Regions from separate parts of the Homo sapiens genome. Here region 2 is linked to region 1. Evidence: read pairs that join two places in POLR2A ChIA-PET (ENCODE). Cell type or tissue: Caco-2. All regions are shown on one strand.

Region 1 (2,500 bases):
ACTTCAGCTCTGGAGAGACCAAGGGAGGCATCTGCCTTCTCCTTGGAAAAGAGCACGAAGGCAAGCTGAGAGCTGCCTCTGCCTAGCCCTGGGAGTGGAATAACTTGGTCACACTTGTGTCCATGCACCTGGGTGCTGCTGCTGGTAGGGTCACCGGGGACCCGTCAGGGGAGGGTGATGGGGAATCCCGGTGCCCCGGGGTCCACATGAGCTCCCTGCCGGCTGCAGCCTAAGGCACAGCACTCAGAAATTCAGCAAACACACTCACAGGAGCGCCAGCGCAAGCACCTCCGGCGCGCCGCGTGGTGCACTGACCTAATTGAAAGTGTCAGGCCAGCAAGTCCCACGTAACATCAAAGGACAGTCAGCGAGAAAGGAAGGACAGGTCCACTGGCGGCAGCGCTGGCTGGGTGGGGGCCCCGTGGGGGCGGAGAGGAGACAGGAGGAAGCCTTGGGGTCCCCAGCAATATGTGGGGATGCCAGGCATCCCCCCTACCCTGAAGCCTGGGCAGTCCTTGGTAACATTCCAGAGTCTCCAGCCTCCCCTCCCCCATCTGCCGTTTAAATCACGTGCTTTGAGGCAGTGAGTTTTAGCTCAGAGGCTGGCTGGAACGTGGCGGTAGCTGTCAGCTCATAGGAGGGGGGAAGCTTGGGTCCTGCTGCTGGGGGGCCTGCTGCATGCCAGCCAGGGTCTTCTGTGGGTGCTAACACAGCCCCTCTTGCTGGTACTTTTCCACTGGTAATGGGCAAGAGACTCCTGTTCACTTATTTCTACATTTCCCTGGTTGACTTATTTATTTTTACCTATCTTCCCCAACAAGAAGTCAGGCAGAAACCAACAGCACAGAGCAGCCTGGAAGCTGGCACTCCCCCATGGCCCGACTGATCCTCGTGGTGGAAAGTTTAGTGCTAATCACCCCCTAAAGACCCCTCCTGCCCTCTGGGGAAGCCAGTGCCCCTGCACTTTGGGGAAGGTGGCACTGTGCCCCAGGCCATGTGCGCCAGGCCAGGGAGATGCAGGCATCAGGGATACTCTGAGGGAACTTGGCCCTGCTGCAGGCACAGGCTTCCCCTGGGGTCCTGGGACCACTGCCTCCACAGGGGAGAATAGCAGGCCCAGGCAGAGGCTGAGCTCCCCCAGAAGCCAGGGAACGGGGGGGACATGGGCAGGGCTATGACCCCAGGGCTCTGGCGAGGGAAGCGTCAGACCTGGAAGTGTTGGAGGGTCTCCATGGTCAGAAAGCCATTCCCATGCGGCCACTGCAGTGCTGCACGGGGAGGCTTCCTGGGAGCCCCACGGCCTGAGACAGGGGGTCCTAGAAACTCTGACCCCACTCTTTCCCAAAGACCCTGACAGAGCCCCATCTGCCCTCTGCTTCTACCTGTCCTCAGGTGGGGTGGGGCGGGGCTCATCCCTTTGCGAGGGCCTCACTGTACTCAGGGCTGATCTTTTATCACTGAACACTGGCAGCAAAGGCCTGTCCCCAGTTATCTCAGCGAGAGGGCTGAAGGTATGCTCCCCCTGCAGGAGAGCAGGGCTGGGAGAAGTCACGTGGGGCAGAGGGCCACGCTCCCACCCCTGCTGTGTGACCTCCATCAACTGCCACTTAGGCAGAGGCTTCTCTCTCAGCCTCAGTGTTCTAATCAAGAAAATGAAGCAGCAAATTCTAGGGTTTGATCTCCAGCTGAAAATTCTGGGGTTTGATGAAATCTTCCACCCAAGGAATATTTGTTGGAGCACCTACTATATCCTTAGTGTGTATCTGTTCTTCTAGGACTTGAGTGGCAGCAGCCAACGCAGCCAGGGAGGGCTTCCTGGAGGAGGGTCCTTGGCAACTCAGCCTGCAGGAGCAGAGGCCTGGCTGGAGTCTCCACCTCCAGCAGCAACACTGAGCTCAAACAAGATGGCAGCCCTGGAACCCCATTCCCTGCCTATGCTCGGGGGGAGAGGGGGAAGCGCCCCTGCTCTGGTGCTGCCTGGGGTGTGGGGACCACGGGCTCACTGAGCAGTGCAGCCCAACTTTCTCCCTGACTCTCTAAAGGCAGGCAGCGGAGTGGAGTGGTGACAGACGATGGGCTAGTGGGGAGTTCTGGAAGGCGACTGGATTTACAGGAAACTCTGGAAAGCTCAAAAATACCAATGGTGCAGAGGAGAAGAGCTGCCAGGCTCCTGAAGACAGGCGCTCATCGCTGCATCTCCTGACACCTGTGTGGTCCTGAGGACCCAGTAGACACTCAATAAGTGGTCCTTGGCTAAAAGTCACTGCAGTCCCCGGCACATTCTTGGTATACCGTCGGCACTCGATAGATGAGTATGGAAGGGGTATTATTTCCCAGCTGTGCTGCAGCCACGCCTGCCGTCCAGCCCAGGGTCCACTTGGGAAGGCCAGCCTCCGTGCCAGGGTGCCCCTCTGGCCTGGCATGGCTGCCTGGGTGGGGGATGGCAGGTGGTCCTCAGCAAGGCTGCCAGACCCTGGCCGTGAAGTCCACCTGGGGAGGT
Region 2 (2,500 bases), 78 kb before region 1:
ATGTTGAGTAGGCTGACAGGGAGGAGGAAGACAAGGGGTTCATCTTGTTGTTTCAAGAGTGTCAGAGGTAGAAGAGGTAGAGGAGGAGGAGGAAGAAGGGGCAGGAGAAGCGGGGACACTTGGTGTAACTTTATGTAAATATAATGTAATTTTTGTCTGAAATTTTTGCTTTTATATTTCTCTAAAAATGTCTCTATTTGGTACCAAGTCTTCTTCCACTGTTTGCTTTAGTCTCAGGGCTTCATATCATAGACAGGTCCATGTTGTAAAAGAAGTAAAAAACAGTGTTGAATAATCAGAACCCTTCGGTCAGATTGCCTAATGTCCATTGTTTTGTGGCACTGGCTCTTCTATGTCTTTTTCCTCATTGTCTGGCACTGGTTCAGAAGCACTCCTCTCCATCAAATCGTCTTCTGTTCATTCCTCTGTCTGTTAGCTTCTTTTTGTTGTTGTTTTCAGGTTTTTGGGAAAGATCTGATTTTAGTTGAAAAAGCAGAGGAAACCCCATACAGTGCCCTGTTTTAGGCTTTAGCCCTATCACTCTCATGAGCCTCAGTTTTACGAGGTGCAGACCCTAAGGTCCTTCCCACCCCCGCGAGACACCTGTTAGGGTGAGGTGAGAAATCAGCTGGGGGGAGCAGAGCCACTTATGGCCAAGTGGAATTGTTCCGAGGGGTTGGTTAGTAAGCAGGAGGGTGAAAGGGGAGAAGAAAACTACACACAGGGGTTGAGCACCTCCAGCGAAAGAAGGCAAGGCATACAAATCTCTTACCACTAGGGAAAGTATCCCAGTCCGAATCACATGGCACCAAAATATGTTACGGGTGGCGAATCCGTATCCATAGGAGTCTGCAGCAACCTCAATTCTTGCCTCCTCAGAGGAAAGAATTTGACTGAGGGGCATAAGGCAGAAGGAGAGACTGAGGCAAGTTTTAGAGCAGGAGTGAAAGTTTATTAAAAAGCTTTAGAGTGGAAATGAAAGGAAGGAAAGTACACTTGGAAAAGGATCAAGCAGACAACTTGAAAGGCAAGCTCCTGAATTTTTCCAAGATGCATATCTTGAAACTCTTCAACCCCTCTCACCCCCTACCACCTTTCTTACCATATTCACAATATCAATCATGATTTTCTTTTTTTTTTTTTCTTTTTCCTTTTTCAGACAGAGTCTTGCTCTGTCACCCAGGCTGGAGTGCACTAGTGTGATCTTGGCTCATTGCAACCTCCACCTCCCGGGTTCAAGTGATTCTCCCGCCTCAGCCTCCTCCTAGATAGCTGGGATTACAAGTGTGTATCACCATGCCCAGCTAATTTTCTTTGTATTTTGAGTAGAGATGGGGTTTTGCCATGTTGGTCAGGCCGGTCTCTAACTCCTGACCTCAAGTGATCTGCCTGCCTCGGCATTCCAAAGTGCTGGGATTACAGGTGTGAGCCACCGCACCTGGCCCATTCATGATTTTCTTGATTGGACCTGTTATAAATTCTATGAAGTCATGAAGTCATGCACAACATCTGAACACAGTTTTCTCCAGCAGGAATTTATTGTTTTAAGCACCGTGGCTTTCACAGCTTTTTCTATAATAACAATGGCATCTTCAATGGTGTAATCTTTCTAGACTTTCTTTTTTCTTTTTTTTTTTTTTTTTTGAGACGAAGTCTCGTTCTGTACCAGGCTAGAGTGCAGTGGCACAATTTCGGCTCACTGCAACCTCCGCCTCCTGGGTTCAGTCGATTCTCCTGCCTCAGCCACCCAAGTAGATGGGACTACAGGCGTGCGCAACCATGCCCAGCTAATTTTTGTATTCTTAGTAGAGACAGGGTTTCACCTTGTTGGCCAGGACGGTCTCGATCTCTTGACCTCGTGATCCGCCCACCTCGGCCTCGCAAAGTGCTGAGATTACAGGTGTGAGCCACTGCGCCCAGCCTCTTTCTAGACTTTCATAATGTTCTACCAGCTTTTTTTTCGGCATTGTTGGCAATCATTTCCATAGAGCACTGCATGTGATGAACCTTGAAGGTCCTTATGACTGCCTGATTTAGAGTCTGAACTAGAGATGTTGTGCTTGGGGGCAAGTAGAACACTTTGACTTCAGTATTGAACTGATGGGGTTCTGCATGGCCGGGGCATTGTCCAATATCAAATGTATGTTAAAAGGCAGTCTCTTACTGGCAAGGTACTTCCTAACTTCAGGGACAAAGCATCAATGGAACTAGTCCAGAAAAAGGGTTCTTGTTGTCCAGGCCTTCTTGTTCTACAACCAAGAGACTCGTAGCTGGTGTTTATCCTTTTCCTTCAAGGCCCAGGGGCTAGCAGCTTTATAGATAAGGGCAGTCCTGATCAGAAACCCAACTTATTTGCACAAACAGTAGACTTAACTTATCCCTTCCTGCCTTAAATCCCAGTGCTTGCTTCTTTTCCTTACCAATGTCCTTTCTGACTCCCCCCTCCCCCAGAATAGGGCACTTTTGTCTACATTTAAAACCTGTTCAGGCAGTTATCCTT

The links. Peaks named below come from ENCODE experiments on the same cell type or tissue, not always from the same donor. Only the 100,000 strongest peaks of a DNase experiment are listed, where the experiment ranks them.
Region 2: POLR2A ChIA-PET joins it to region 1 with 5 read pairs; 2 of 35 experiments call an interaction of 5 or more read pairs at or near these places.

Annotation. Positions count from the first base shown.
Region 1 is chr14:90,555,763-90,558,262 of GRCh38, forward strand. All of the region lies in intron 19 of TTC7B (tetratricopeptide repeat domain 7B), which reads right to left. Among named protein-coding and RNA genes, the nearest start is that of TTC7B-AS1, 86 kb to the right of the region's middle. In Caco-2, no CTCF peak of the experiment used is centred here; a DNase peak (open chromatin) is centred at 1,449.
Region 2 is chr14:90,477,567-90,480,066 of GRCh38, forward strand. No RefSeq gene overlaps it. Among named protein-coding and RNA genes, the nearest start is that of LINC00642, 24 kb to the left of the region's middle. In Caco-2, no CTCF peak of the experiment used is centred here; no DNase peak of the experiment used is centred here.